Regions from separate parts of the Mus musculus genome. Here region 1 is linked to region 2. A link is a loop called in an ENCODE intact Hi-C map of the cell type or tissue named here. Cell type or tissue: gastrocnemius. All regions are shown on one strand.

Region 1 (8,000 bases), 58 kb after region 2:
CCTCTGGGATCAAGAAATTTCAGGAGAACCAGAAGAAATAAAAGTTAATTAATATGATCTACAACTAAAAGTACATTATAGTGTGATTAAAAAATATGAATAGGGCCAGTAGGATAGCCACACAGCAGAGCTCCTACAGGACAAGCCTGAAAACTAGATCTCTGGGACCCACGATGGGAAAGAACTGTTTCCCAAAAGTTGTCCTCCAATCTGTCCATACACATGCTATGACATATGTGCCTCCTCTAATAACAATACATTTCAAAAAACACCCCAACAAAATTTCCCCAGCAGTTCTAAAACACAGCTGAAATAGATGCCCAGCCTGGATCACTCAAACACAGTCTCCCTAGGCACAAAGTTCTTCCTGCCTACCCAACCCTACAAACATGACCCACAGTACCATACAGGGTGGGTTTAGGAACAGGGTAGTTGCAGATATGATGCGTTTAGATGATGTAGGGTAGCCTGGTGTCTTCAAAAGAGGGAGGGACTTGGACACAGGGCAAAACAAGCAGACAAGAAGAATAGACAAGTGAAGACTAGATTTATGCTGTCACATCACAGAAGTTGGGATTGAGGCTTAGAAGTTTCTCCCTAGTTCCTTCAGGGGAACATGGCCCTGACAGTTACCAGTCTTGGGGTTTTAGCCTCAGTGTGCCTGGGTCTTGATAAAAGGGAGGGATTTGACAGACACTTGCTGACATTTAACCCACTCGGCCTGCAGTGCTGTGCTACCAAAGCCCTATAAACTACCACTGCTTCATTGCTTTCCTGCGCTTCCTCAAGAAGGCAAGGTCCCCAGCAGGCAAGGTGGTGCACACTTGCAATCCCAGGAGCAGTTCAAGGTCGTGGGGGTGGGAGTTACACTCAAGTACCAACTATACACAGGAAAGGACGAGGATGGTAAACTTGAGAGAATGGCCACACTTACATAAAAGCACCACCAACAAAACAAAGCATGGTCAGAGCCCTTGGGCTCCTATCAAGCTAACTCACGCACCATAGCCCGGACCCTACCAATCTCCTGACTTCAGGGATTACTGGGGCCTCTTTTGAAATGTCATATTAAAAGGAGTCATACATTATAAAACGTATGTATTTACTCAACTTCTTAAAGTTGTTATGTTTTTAACCACTATGTATGTTCTCACTTAATTCAAATGGACACCCAGTCTTCAAAATTTTGCCTCATTTGGATTATTCCCAGTTTAAATCCATGTACATCAAAAGAAACTATCACATCTCAATTCTCAAATATAAGTAAAAGAAAAATTTAAAAGGTGTGATGTAGATATAAACACAGACACACAGAAATGATAACATCTGTTAAGAAAATGTAGCAGGGTTGGGAATGGAAACCAATGGCACTGAGCTGGTGCTGCGGTGTCCTCGGGACAGAAGGTAGCAGGAGTTAGCAGGGATGTGCTGAGCTCCTAAGGGCAGAACACTGCCCCAGCAATGAAGAGGCAACAAAACCTCCATGTGGGACAATGAACAAACTTAAATCTTAAATTCTGATACCAATTTGCTCCTAATAAATAACCTAATAGAGAGAGAACTGGCCTCCTGGGGTAAGGAACACAACAGCCTCTCCTCAAAGGACTACTGCAGGGCTGGCTTATCTGTTTGTCTGGTTGGTTGTCTGGTTGTATTTTTTTGAGACAGGTTCTTGCTATGTAGTTCTGGCTGGCTCCAACTCAAAGAGATCCACCTGCCTCTGCCTGAGTACTGAGGTTAAACACATGTATCACAAACTCTCAGCCAAGGGCTCATTCTTAATAATACTTTAGGAAATACTTAAAAATTCAAAATTTCCACATATTGCAGCCAATTTAAAGATCTGTCCAAAACCTCCCAATCCCCTGAAGAAGTCCTCTGTGATGTTCTCTAAAACCACTAGGTGTCTGAGAGTCAGCTAAGAAGCCATGCACCATGCCTGTACTTCCAGTGTTGGGAAGTGGAGGCAGGAGGATCAAGAGTCATCTTCAACTGCCCAGAAATGATTCAACCCCAGCCTGAACTACAGGAGACTGTCTTCAAAAGTAAGAAAGGAAAAACAAAGGCAGATGTGCACATTAGCGCAGGCCTAGGACCCAGCTGCTCAGGAGACTGAAGCAGGAGTCACAAGTTCAAGTCTTGCTGAGGGAACTCAGTAGGACCCTGATTTGAAACTATAACTTTTTTTTTAAAAGAGCTTAGACTGTATCTCAGTGGTCGAGTAAAGGACCCCAAGTTCAGTCCCCACTACAAAGGCAACAGAGAACAGAGACACCAGGAAGGAAAGGCAGGGGCAGAGATGGGGGCAGGATGTGAAAGTCCATATGGGAATCTGGTCAGAACCCTACTCTTGACTTCTCAGTTGACATGAACCTGAAGAATGGGCAGTATTTAGCAAACCTCCATTTAGAAATCGCTTGGGAAATTTATCTACCTTGAAATCTAAGCTTCCCGGACCATTCAGTGGCAAGCACTTTACAAAAGGTCAAATGCTCACGGTGCCCAGCAGAGCTCAGATCATAGCGACTCCCTACAGTTTGGGTACTCTAGTCAGCTCTGTTTGTCAGCTGGCTCTGCATCTGTGAATCCAACCACAGATCCAACTAGGAACAGGCATGGTTCCAGCGCTTAGGAGGCAGAAGCAGGCAGATCTCTTGAGTTCAAGGCTACACTGTTCTGCAGTTGCAGGATAGCCAGAAAGAACTACACAGAGAAACACTGTTTGTGGGTAGGGGTGGGGTAAAGAGGGGCAGACTGGATGGATGGGAAGAAGGGAGGGAGGGAAGGAGGGAGGAAGAAAGGAAGGGATGGAGGGAGGACGGACAGAAGGAGGAAACCATAAATAGAAGGTACTATCTGTGAGGTCAGACACTGCCAACACAGCCACAAGAACAGCATTTCCATTGTCCTAAGAATCTTAATCTATCTATAACTGCAGTGTATACAAGAGCCTGGAGGGGCTGGGATACAGATCAGCAGTAGAACCTTGCTTAGTGTGTGTCACTATGTTTGATCCTCAGCACTCTACAAAAAAGTGACTTGGTATCCACAGATGTAGGCACTTGGGGAGAGGGTATGCACAACACATCCCAAGGACTTTATATGTAAGAGCCAGCTATTCTGTAATTAAGCCCTGAACCATCTCCTCCCACTTTTCTTTGAGAATATCAAGGAGAACTTCCTGACAAGCTGTAAAGGGGGCACTGTTTCCTTGAAGAAATTTGTTTCCTTCTAGAGTCAGCAGCAAAGATTGTCACAGCAGAGGCTGCAGCAAGTATTGTTAAATGTCTGTCCTGCTGTAAGATTTCTCAGAGTTAACTAATTATCCATCTCTCGTGAAGGGACAGTCTGCGCAGTATCTCCTGTAAGCACCTGACTCCTAACTTACTGGAATGTCCCTAGTGACACAATTTCCATCGTACATACGATGAGCAGAGCTGGTATTTGACACTGTATATTGCAGCGGACAATGAATCCAACAATCCATCCATGTTATGTATCAGGAGAAGGAAAACAAGTACAACTTCCCTTTGAAGTTGTAATCTACTCTAAACAACACAACACACGCTTTTCCTTTCTCGTGATTACAACAGAATGGGCAACTAGTGCTGTGATGTTCGTCTACAGTCCCTGTTTTCAGGAGGAGAGGACAAGAGATCACAGGTCTAACCCTACAGGGCTAGGTGACAGAGTGCTTTCCAGGTCTGCCCATGCTTATCAGACCCTCTATCTTAAGCCAAAACCAAAGCAAAGCAACAACAGCAACATAAATAAATAAACAAACAAACAAACAAACAAAAAATAAACCAAAACAAACAACAAAAAAGCCCTGTTAAATGGGCAAGCAAAGCCATAATGGTCTGGAAGACAGGGCGGCTGACATCCTGGTGGCCTGCTGCTGAGTCTGAATCAAAGAGAAGCATGCACAGCACTGGAACCCTCATGAGCTCCCTTCAAGTCCCCTCAAACACCCCATCATTGACAATTTCATGTCACACACCTTTCTTCTCAACTGTCAACCAAGAAAATTATAGTTGTAAACAGGAGTTTGTCTAACGCTGATTATTTTCTGAAAAATCAAAATAAACTCCTACATGGCTCCCCCAAAATGTGGAGCTTTCTACAAACAAATTCAGAAGCTGAATTCTTCGCAGTGAAATGACTATGCTAGGTTAATGACATCCTTTAACTCCGCTGTTGGGGAAACTCCAGACTGGGTGAAACTCCGGTGTGTTGATTAGACTTCCTATGAACTTCCTGTCCTGGTCTAGTACACTGAATGTCCAGAAAATATCTACTGAAAAGAATACAGAATACACACAGCTCAGTTGCTATCGTCTGCTGCCCCTGACTGCAAAGCTAAAGAGCACTACTTTCGTAAAGGCTTGTTTACCCAGGAGTGCTAAGTCTTGCTCTGCCTCGGAAAGGGGCTCCAAGTTCACAGACTTAATTTTGCTACCTCCGCTACTGTCTGCTCTTCTGGACTCCAGGTCTCCTCTAACAGCTACAGGAGTCTCCTACATGTGGGGGAGAGACCACGTCTCTCCCAAGCAGACACCACCTGCTGCTCTTACCTCCCGGTCTGTAGACAACGTCGTCCTCGGTGATGTAAGAAGTTATCTCACCAGTGTCTGTCCTCTCGTAGCGGGACTTTTTTTTCGGAGGTTTCTTTCTGCTCTTCTTGTTGGACTCCTCCGTGGTGGCGCTGTTGTTGTCGTTGTCTTCGTCCTCGCTGTGATCGCTCTCAGCATAGTTTTTGGCTCCTCCCTCCAAGGTACAGCTCCTGCGAGGCCTGGCATTCTCGCTCTCTCTTGCTTTGTCTCTTTTATCTCTTTCTCGGTCCCGATCCCGGTCCCGGTCCTTCTCTTTGTCTTTGTCTTTATCTTTGTCAGCTGTCATGATTCTCCACGTGCCTTCTTCTGTCCTCTCACGGCTAGGCCTCCGTGAAAGGTAGACAGTGAGCCTGGGCTTCAGTCTTCTGAATTTCTCACTCAATTCCAGGGAAAATCCAACCACTCCAACAACCCCAACGTTTCAAATATTCTAAGAGAGAGAGAAAGAAGGGAAGGTGTCAAATTGGCTTTTCTTTGATGCTTAAAAGTTTCCTCTTATTTTCTTCCTAAAATAACATTCTGCGTTTTAAAAAAAAAAAAAACAAAAAAACCTCAGAGCTGGAGAGAGGGCTCACGGTTAGGAGCGCTTGCTGCTTTGCCAGCGGGCAGGTGCTAGGTTCCTAGTTCTGAGCACTGCAAAGCAGCTTCCTCTGTAAGCTGTACCGTTTCCTGGAACTCCAGTTCCAGTGGACCCAGTGCTCCCTTCTGGTCTCTGAAGGCACTGACTGCATAAGGTGTGTATACACACATGAAGGAAAATACTGTTACATCTAAAATAAACACATGAACCCTTTATTCATTTAGTGCATTTGCTTTTATGTGCATATGTGTGCCTCCATGAGTTTATATACACCACTTGCACAAAGGAACCCACAGAGATCAGAAGAGGCTATTGAGTCTCTTGGAACTGGAGTTATAGGTAGTTGTGAGCTGCCATTCTTTTTTAAAAAAGAAAACAAAACAACTATTCTTGCTTCCAATACAAAAATATCTCAGATGCCACAGTGAAAAGGCCAGACCGGTGATGTACAATTTCACACAGACCTGAGCATTGCCACCTCACAGTGTGGAATTTGCTGCCTAACTTAAAAATAAGAACTGCTGAATGGTGAGTGCACATTAAACTTCCTAGACACTCACTGGTTTGACCTTTTTAAGGAAAAAGGAAAGTATGCCCTCATGAGTAATTGTACAAAATTAACTTCAACCCTGTAAATTTAAAAGGAAGGAACCTGTAGTACAAATTAATTCTGTGTAGAAAAAACAAAAAACAAAAAAAAACCAAAAAACCAATTTGCACAGCTGTGAGAAATGTTGCAGGACTCAGTGCACTGCATCTCAAGACTGCCTAACTCTCTAAATTTCCAAAGCTCTATTTAATATTAAAGAGATAAAAGCTTTGTTGTGCCTGTTGAAAAAAACCTAACATCAATCTCCAGTTTTTAGGAGATTATTTATTTATTAGGTGGTTTTCACACTTTTCCAAATTCCCACTATTAACAGTCTCCTGAATGAAGTTCTCCAAAACTAACCACAAGCCTTATGTTGAGAGTCTACAATGAAAAGAATGAATCTTAAACTCCAACCCAGAATAATTCCTGAAACTTTTCTGCCACGGGAAAGAGGCTTTACAGGTCAGTGTTAGAAATCCTAATAGTCGTTCATTTATTTCCCACAATCATCTGTCATCTTCCCTAAAATCTCATCTCATTTGAGAAACAATTGTTACTAAATATTGTCTAGGTGCCAGGTGCTTGGGACTAAAAATATTCGGCGAGCTCAGATCCCTGCCCTCCACCAGCAGCTGCAACAAAGGGAGGCAAGTGATCAGACTAAGAGCCATCTGCTTCCTGTGCTTCCAGGGCCAGATAGGAAACAACAAATGCAAACAAACAAAAGATTGGTCCTGTTTACTTAGCCTACGACAGATAAAGCAGTCTGCAGTTACTGCTTCAGATGCAGAGCGAATTTCTCCAGTCATGCCAAAAGCATAAAAATGATCACACTCTCCGCTCCAAAGCCCACAGATCTAATCTGTTATACCAGAAAAGCCCTCTCTATCATCACATCAAATATCCCCAGGAATTAATTCAGGAAAATGAAAATGTTAACCATCTCCAAGAAATGACTGTGCAATAGCATTGGCCTAGCAATAGCACTAAATGCAGAAGGCTTAAAGTATGGAACACAAACCTGATTACTTCTTTCCAGATAGAAAGCTTTTCATGTAGAAATTCAATTTTTAGCATATTTCAAAAGAGGGGAAACCCATCCTAGTGCTCATAAAAGTTTTGACGGGATGAATCGCCTTCTATGCACAAGGCCGATGGCATTACCAGGTGAAAGTATATAAAGAAATCTGTGGCCTCGCTCCTCACCAAGCAAGGCAATCATACAAGAACAGGGACAATGGATTAAGAACACTAGTTGCTCTTCTAGAGGACTGCAAGCTAATCGCCAGCACTCGTGTAGCACTAGTCCAGTCCCCAGGGAATCCAAGGCACTCTTCTAGCCGCTGGAGCACGGCAAGCATGTGGTGCACAGACACTCAAACACAGGCAAAACGCCCATGCATACAAAATAATAAAATAGAGCAAAACAAAATTTAAAAAAGGAAGAAGTCTATCAGCTAAACCCAGCAGTCAAAGCGTTCCTCTGACGTTGAAACCATCCCAAAGCCTACTTGACATCTACAGAGAAGATCTCAGCTTGGATTCTACCATGTAAGGCAGAACGCTTTTGAAGTTTAAGAAAAACAATGTTTTCCTGATTAGTGCAATAATTGTTCCAGTGGCCTGGAAAGGGAGAGGCCCAGTGGTTAAGAGTGCTCCCTGCTTGACAAGACCAGAGGTTCCCAGCATCCACACCAAGTGGCTCACAACCACTCAGGCCCCCGCTCCAGGGATGTGGTAGCGTCTTCTGGCCTCTTGGGCAACCGAAACAGCGTGTGCATAGAACCACCACCACCACCACAGGCATACATACACACTTAAAATAAACCATCTAAAAGTACTAACTGGGGCTGTTCTTCCAGAGGACACGGACTCGCTCCTCAGCACCCATAAGGTAGCTCCTAACCCTAAGTGACCTGATTGTCTCTCTCCTGCTCTTCTGGCCTCCACGGGGACAAGGTACAGAACTGCTGTGCACACACATCTCCTAGCAAAACACCCATATCTTTTTTTGTTTGTCTAAAGATAGTTTCTCCAAAAACACTGAATTAACAAACAATGTTACTTCAATTCTCAGAGATGATAAAGATAAATTCAAACTTTACTACTCACTATAAAATTATATGCTCTATTTACAATGAAAACAAATGCTTTTACAAAATTCCAAGAAAAAATCCACGCGCATAAAAAAATCCTGTGTGCACACACAAAGAAC
Region 2 (8,000 bases):
GAAATTCAGTAACACAAGCCTCCGATAAAACAAGGAACACAACCTCACAGGGTTTTAAATACTGTCTATCACTAGGTCAAACACAGGAGCTTCAAGAATTATATTACTGCTATTTTTTAAAAAAAATGTATTACGATGTGCTTAGAGGTTTTTCCCCTCAATATTTTTGTTTTGGTATTTTCTTAAAGATTTAGAAATTATGTATCTGTATGTATGAGTGTTGTGTGCACTGTGCATCCATGTAGGCTACAGTGACTGGATCCCCTGAAACTGCAGTTATAGGCTGCTGTGCGCTGACTGCTGTGGGCGCGGGGAACTGAACGTGAATCCTCTCCGGAGTAGTCAATGAGCTGGGCCTCCAGGCCTCTCTTTTACTGTTTGTTTTTAAGGAAAATGAAAAATAATGCAAAAGCAAGGGCGAGAGGACCCAGCGATGCTCTTTATTGCAAGTTCTTTTGAGAGAAATTATACCAGAAGTAATATCCACTTAACTGATGTTTTTAAAAAGAACTTTAGCAAAGCTATGAGTTACAAGTACATCATCACAAGGGCACACGTACCGTTTTCATTATGCCGATCCTGAACCAAATGCTGATAGACAGAATCTGGGACTTCAGACTGACGGTAGTACCATTTGACGTTCATGAGTAGATGGTCCCTCTTACTCTGAAAAGGAAAATCTAACAGCGTTAGGAACAGGTTTCAGGTGCCTGCAAGTGCACATCATACCTACGACCAAAAGCCCTGCAACGGTGGACAGGCAGGCAGCAGGAACAGGACTAACAGCAGAATCCCCTGCCCCAGGCCCCAGGCCCTCAGATCGGAACCCTGCTGCAACCCTGCAACTGCTCATCTCAGAGACAAGACACCTAGGTCTTGAAGCTTCTCAGTGTGACTAATTCATTATTACATTTTCCCTTAATGGTAATAAAGATCACTACATTAGAACGTACTTCTACCTTAATCCTTAACCATTTTGGTAAATAATAATAGCCAGAGCACATTACTGAGGCATATTAAAAGTAACAAGCTAGAAAGAACTTACCCAGAGACACCTGACAGTCTCTTCCCCTCCAAGGTTTGCCTGTCACAAACTGTCTCAAATTCTCCCTTCACTGTGGGCCACAGAACTGTATGGAAGTCACTGCTGCATGCCAAAATGATGAAGCACACCACGCACAGTAGGTGGTGATGAGAATGTACACACAACAATAGGACCTGCCTCATTTACCTCTGATCCCAGAATAGAATAGCTTATGCATTACTGCTGGAAAAGAAACAAAACAAAACAAAGACCCTCCTGTCCATCATTGTCCTAGAAACTAAGCATATAAAAGTTAACTTTGTTTTCTCCTCAATCACTAGCTAAGACAGTGGCCATTGCCTCTTCTGTTTGAAGGCTACAGGGTACAGTCTGGAGTCAACTACTTGTATGTTAGGTTGTGAGACAGCTCAACCCAGGGAGCCCTTCTGTTTCATGACTACCTGAGGTAAGGCAGTAATGTCCCTCTGGATAGCTTCTAACTTCTCAGAAGCTCAATGGCCACAAATATAGTGGCCAAAGCTCAAAAAACGCCTCATATTTGTAAAGAAGACAGATGAATTCTGAAGTACACCAGGGACCATCATTAATAAAGGAAGACATATCTTGGTTTACTGAAGGGACCAATCTAGTCTGCATTACAGGACCAGCAAGGGCAGGCAAAAACTGCCTTAAATGTCAATATAACTGAGAATGCAGAGTATTGTCCCACAGTACATACCACACAACCCACGATTCTTTGCATCAACTATTAAACAAGCATGGCTATAGGAAAAGGGCACTGCCTATGGGCTCACATTAAGCAGACCATGCACACAAAGGATAGGCACGATGTATAGGCCTTAGGTTTTAGCATTCATATTTTTACTCTGAAAAGTTTACTGGAAAAAACATTAGTCTGTACTGTTTATTCTACAGAAGAAACATTGATGACAAACAGTATGAGAAGGTCACAGAAAAAGTGCTGAAGTCATTGTTCAAAGAAAGGAGCAGCCCCCTTCTGTGGGAGACCATGACACAGCTGTGTATCCTGAGGGAAGATGGGAGAGATGCTTTCTCAGCAAAAGTAGAGACCAGAAAGACAGATGGAGTCGGATACCAGCATGTAGCACAGAACACTCCATGTTCGTGCTGAGAAGTTGTTGAACCCTAGCCGCTGTCTGACCACTGGGGTTTGTTTGTTTGTTTTTAACTCAGCTATGACCACAGACAAAGGGACTCACAGGTAGGATGTACCAGGCATGGCAAGCGCAGCTAAAGCAGCCAAAGAACAGAACACGTGACCACACCTGGCAGAAGGCTCAGTCTGCCAAGACCCACGAGAAACACTTGTCCTTCCATTTTATCCCGAGGGGAGAAACTTAAGACCATGACTGAGACAGTCACAAGCTCACCACGTTTGCAGCGCTGACACATGCCTGATGACTCCGTCCCCTTGCCACTGTTAAATGCTGCACCTTCCCTAAGCAATGGCAGGAAAAATGTCTTTAAACATTGCTAACTACGTGTGTGTGGACAAAATGAAGTCAAAGTACTTGAAAAACATAGACTTAAAAGATTTGTATCTGTTTTATTTAGGGTTTAAACACTAACAAAACAAAAAACAACAGCCAGAATGATCACATGAAACCTGGCCCAAGCACTATGGAACAAAGGACACAGTTCGCTAGACAACACAGGAAAGCCTGTCACCATGGACCCCCAATGTCACACCATGTGTGTGGCTCTGGCCACGCTCTAAGATTCTGGGTTTTGTCCTGGAAAATGAGAATAATTTAAAGAACTTGTAAGAATGGAAAGAGAGCACCTGAAAGCAGGTGACTGCTTAAGGAAAGGCCCATCGTCTGTCAGGAACCTGTGTGGAGAGGCTGGAGCCGGTCTCCCTGCAGATCCCGAGAGCTCTGTGGAAGGGGTGGCGCTGACCTCCAGCAACCTTTCCAGGCTCACAATGATGAGTACTTCCCAGAGCAGCTGGGAAGGCAGGTGACCAGCCGCTCCCTCAACCCGGCTCCAATATATAAGCATCCACACATTTCTGCAACACTTGTAAGACGCACGAAAACATGAACTCATCAGAAGACTCTTTGGAGTCAATGACTGGCAACTGTAAATTGTTTTTTTTTTTTTTTTTCTGAACCTAGCCAGAGATATACTGGAAACTTAGTTAGATGTGCTATTTCTACATTACTAGTTACCAACTGACGCACACATGCCCACTGATTCCATATAACAAAACAACAAAAACAAAAACAAAACACCTACTCTGGCTTGCTTATAAGCAGACCTGTAACTCTGAAAAACCTCCTAGAGCTCCTGATGCAGTCTTGCCCATTGGCCAGGGGGCGGCAGTATTGTGTCAAAAACATAAACACTTCCACAACTATAGCAAAACAAAGGTAGAGTCAAATGAAAGAAAAAGTGAAGGGATGGAAGGTCAGTCGATTCCTAGGGTCTCTCCATGTTTATAACTGTATGTCTCCCACAGAACAGGACCAACACACAAAATGTAACTACAGTGTGTCTGTCTCTTCACTGACTTTACTTAGTGTTACCATCCGAAGGGTTACATCTTCTCTGGAGGACACTGCTACTGCAGCAGGAGCTCTCAGGTCAAAGGCCACAGCACACTGGGGGTTGCTGGACATTAATAATGGGAAGGCCTCCTCTGATTCCTACTCTTTATAAGTTAACAACTTGCTCAAAAACACCAAAAACTAAAACCAAAAAATAAATCCAGGAATCATATGGCTTACCAAACTCCCTGGGTCTGAATCCTTGTTACAATGCCCTAAGCTCCAACTCTGCAAATAGCACACAGCCTCAGCTTTCCGTGCCGCCCTCACTGGCTGGGAAAACTGGGTCCATTCCTATGAAAGCTGTCGCTATTCTGCAGACACAGGCTTTCCTTTTCTCAGACTCAAGGCTCTGGAGCTGTGGGCTTCATCACTTTAAGAACTCTAAGATGGGCTGGAGAGATGGCTTAGCGGTTAAGAATACTGACTGCTCTTCCAGAGGTCCTGAGTTCAAATCCCAGCAACCACATGGTGGCTCACAACCATCTGTAATGGGATCTGATTCCCTCTTGTGTGTCTGAAGACAGCTACAGTGTACTTACATACATAAATCTAATTAATTCCAGGAGCAGATCAAGTGTTTCTAACAGTGTGCTCACTATTTATTTACTATTGATACAACTGAACACAAACATAAACCTCACATAAATTTATCACCTTCACTAAGTCCCGAACTAAGAAGAGACACTTCCAGGATGAAGGTACCCTGGGCAGTATTTCTGAAGAAAAAAAGACACAGTAGGAAGTAAAGACTTTCCCATTCACTATCTGAGATTCAGACAAAAATGAAGGTCAGGAGGTCAGACACCACAGAGCTAAGCAACCCACCAAAGACAGGTATGGCTATTTGCTGGGTTGGGCGAGGGGTGTGTGCCCACAGGCTATCACTGGACTTACTGTTCTTCAACTCTTTGTCCTGTTTCCACTGCCAAGTGCAAGCCTGCAGGTGCATGGCATGATGCTTGGCTGTGTTGTCCTTAATAGTAAAGACACATGGATGGCATATACGCAAAGAGATTTGAAATGTGAGACAAACACAGCAAAGTAAGGCCATCTGCCACTCACAGCATTCTTGACTGGCATGGTTAATACGCGGTATCTTGAGTGGCTAAAGGATAGACAGCAATGTACTTCAGCTGTGAGTGTCTGTACAGGTACCTTTGGAGGCCAGTGAGTGAGTGACCTTAACAATGGCAGTGTGAACCCATCAGCTTAAGGCCTGTACAAAATAAGTGCAAAGCAAAGGCCAATCCTGGAGCTGAGAGGGTGGTGACCTCAGCTCCACAGCATCTACAGCTTCTGACTCTCAAGTCCCCAGAGCCGCTGAGCTATGCTACTCGCTTCCCCAGGTCTCCAGTGTGCAGGGGGCCCAAGGTAAAACCTCATTACTTCCATAATGGTGGGAGCCATCCCTACCACACCCTGCCCTACCCACTTCTTATTGGTTCTGTCTCTCTGGAAGATACTGACTAATGTACTAAATTAAACACAGGCTTTGAAAAAGTCCAAACTTTGGGCTGTGAGGCTCAATTTTACAGGATAAGCAACTAAAAAGTAATTCCCATATAAATATTATGTTTACTCCAGGAGCTACAGTCATACCAGATAAACATAATCACAAATTTTCTATTTGATCCATAGAATCTCTCCCATTACAGGGAGAGAAAATGTTTTGTTCACAATCAACTTAGTAGGAAGCTGCTTGGTTTCCCTAAGTTTCCACCAAAGCTTGACTATTTTAAGAACTTCTTTTATCAAAACTCAAGCTTTAACAAGTTTAAATTTGCCATCTTATTAATAACTGAGCGGCAGTTGACAGTAATGGTGACACCCAAGTAGAGGAACAAAGAGGGAAGTCACAGGACTCCCTAACACCAGCTACGGGGTGTAAAGCAGAGGTGGAGAGTTGGGGTTCTGCCTGAGAATGGACACACAGGCTCAGACATTGGAAGGTCCGGTTCCCAGTGGGTGGATGGTTTAGGAAGGGTTAGTAGGTGTGGCCTTCTTGGAGGTGTGTCACTGGGGTTGGGTCTAGCCTCTGCCCCCCTCTGATACAGTACACAGCACCCCCTCAGCTACTGTCCAGTGCCGTGCCTGCTATCGCCGTGGACAACCCTCTGAAACTGTGAGTAAATGTTCTCTTACATAAAGTAGTCATGGTGTCTCTTTACAACAATAGAACAGTGAAGACACCTTGACCGCAGGGCATGGAAACACTAGAAGGTATACAAGCTGAGTCTGACATCTCATGATCACAGGGTCACATGATTTTAAAAACTAAAATGACCAACTCACGGCTAAAGATGTATCTCAGAGACTACTCTTAAGTTTGATGGCAAAATATTCTGAAGATTTGTATTGGTCAACACTGTTTTATGTCCTCAAGTTTCTTAATCCCAGGGAATCAGTCTTTCTGATACAGGTTCTCTGGCTGGCCTGGAGCTCACTATGTAGACCAGGCATGCTGGCCTCAAAATCACAGAGATCCACCTCCCTCTGCCTCCTGAATGCTGAAATTAAAAGTGCCACCATACCCAGGCATTGAGTAAAATCTTAAAAATTACTGAGGCCCTCCCCCCAATTTCTTCCTCTCTTCTCCCTCTCTTTCCTCTCCTCCCTCTCCTCTTTTCTTTACTTTCTTCCTTCCTTCTCTCTTTCAATGTGTGTTGGTGTTTTGCCTGCATGTATGTCTGTGTGGGACTATCATATTCTGGAGTTACAGACAGTTCTGAGCTGCCATGTGGGTGCTGGGATTTGAACCCAGGTACTCTGGAAGCCATTGAGTCATCTCTCCGGTCCCCAGGGTTAATTTTTAAATTAACAGAGGCCAAGGGAATCAGATGCCTTTGTAACTGGAATGACAGATAAGTGGGAGCCACCTGCTATGGTGCTGGGAACTGAATTTAGGTCTGGGAGAGCAAGGTGTGCTTAACTACTGAGCAATCTTCCCAGCCCTGGTTTTGTTTAGAGACAGGTTCTCACTATATAACTAACTTTGGCTGTCCTGAAACTCCCTGGCCTCAAACTCACAGGGATCCACTTGGCTCTACCTCCTGATCCTTGAGATTAAAGGTGTGTGCCACCGCGGTCAGCAAGACTATACTTTCAACAAACCAAATTCAGAAAATGAACAGTACTTTTAATTTCACTTTCTTCTGGAGCTGGAACATTTGGCCCCCTGCCACCAGTCACATCGACTTTAAAGGAGCCTGGCAACATTGCCCGGTTCCAAGAGCTGAGCCTCCTGTTCTGCTGCTTTCTGAATTGTGCTTCAGGATAGTAGGCCTGGTTAACATGGGAAAATAACTTTCAGAGCAAACATTTGCATTTAAGACTTGCAGGGTTAGAAGCCACTGCTTTAAGTTAAAGTTTGCCCACATAATAACAGAAATCTAATTACAGCTAACACTCCTAACTGGTCATAAATAATTCAAATAGCTGGTTAAGAAATGAGAAAATCAGTAGAAACACTGAAACATTACATTTCCCATTTTATGTAAATTAGTTTTTCTTGTTTTAGATGTCTTAATTATATTTCTTTTTCCTACTTACTCAAATGAAAACAAAGACTGTAACCTCTAATACCTGTTGGTCTATTTATATAACTTTTCCATCTACACCATTTTTCTAATACAAACATGCCCTGGAAGCTTATCTCACTCCACATGTAGGACAACAAAGGGCCACTGGCTGCTGCAGAGGAGAAATGGAAGCAGGAAATGAGAAGGCTTTGTTAATCCCTGGGTAATCGATTAGTGTATTCACTCAAGTGTAAGCAGAGCTGGGAAAACGTTCAGTTCTTTTCTTTTCTTTTTTTTAAGTGTGGGGGTGGGGATGGCAATGGAGAAATCGAAGTGTCACAAACATTTTAAAATAGGGATTTTTGTCAAAAAACTTCATCATGTTCCAGCACTAATGTCTTAGAATGATTTTTTTCTTTGAAATCACTGTCCTCATTTTTGAAAAACCAGTTTTAATTTTAGGCTATTCTTTAATTATTGAGATATAATTTACATAAACTAAAATTACTTGTAATGCTGAATAAGTTTGAGTCATGCACCGAATTTGTGTTATCAGCCCAGACATAAGATGGGGGCCACTTCCATTACCACAAAGCCACAACTCAGAGCCACCACGGCCATGCTGAGACAGCTGGCCTTCAAGATTACTAGAAAGTGATGCCCTGATCCTCCGCTCTCCCACACACTTCCCATTTATAGGACACACCATTCTATGGAGCTGCTGTGCAGCCATCTCCACCAGGAACAACTTCAGACAAACCAAATTCCAGGTGAAGGTCAAACCAACTGTCAGGTAAAGATGTCTCTAGAAACTTCCAGAGAAGATTACTTACAGAAATAAGTGAAAACAACTGGCAAAAATAA

Evidence for each region. Peaks named below come from ENCODE experiments on the same cell type or tissue, not always from the same donor. Only the 100,000 strongest peaks of a DNase experiment are listed, where the experiment ranks them.
Region 1: a loop joins it to region 2, with 2.0 times the contacts of the local background. A loop is called at or near these places in 5 of 42 quality-filtered maps.

What each region holds. Positions count from the first base shown.
Region 1 is chr4:150,403,239-150,411,238 of GRCm38, reverse strand. Rere (arginine glutamic acid dipeptide (RE) repeats) reads right to left here. Exons shown (of 23, transcript NM_001085492.1): 2 at 4,575-5,043. The coding sequence starts at 4,899. Among named protein-coding and RNA genes, the nearest start is that of Gm52709, 60 kb to the left of the region's middle. In gastrocnemius, no CTCF peak of the experiment used is centred here; no DNase peak of the experiment used is centred here; H3K4me3 peaks cover 736 bases; H3K27ac peaks cover 1,872 bases.
Region 2 is chr4:150,461,361-150,469,360 of GRCm38, reverse strand. Rere (arginine glutamic acid dipeptide (RE) repeats) reads right to left here. Exons shown (of 23, transcript NM_001085492.1): 5 at 561-666. Gm52709 (a long non-coding RNA gene) reads left to right here and starts at 1,932. Exons shown (of 2, transcript XR_003955312.1): 1 at 1,932-5,740. In gastrocnemius, a CTCF peak has its summit at 3,380; DNase peaks (open chromatin) are centred at 3,382 and 6,797; H3K4me3 peaks cover 518 bases; H3K27ac peaks cover 1,161 bases.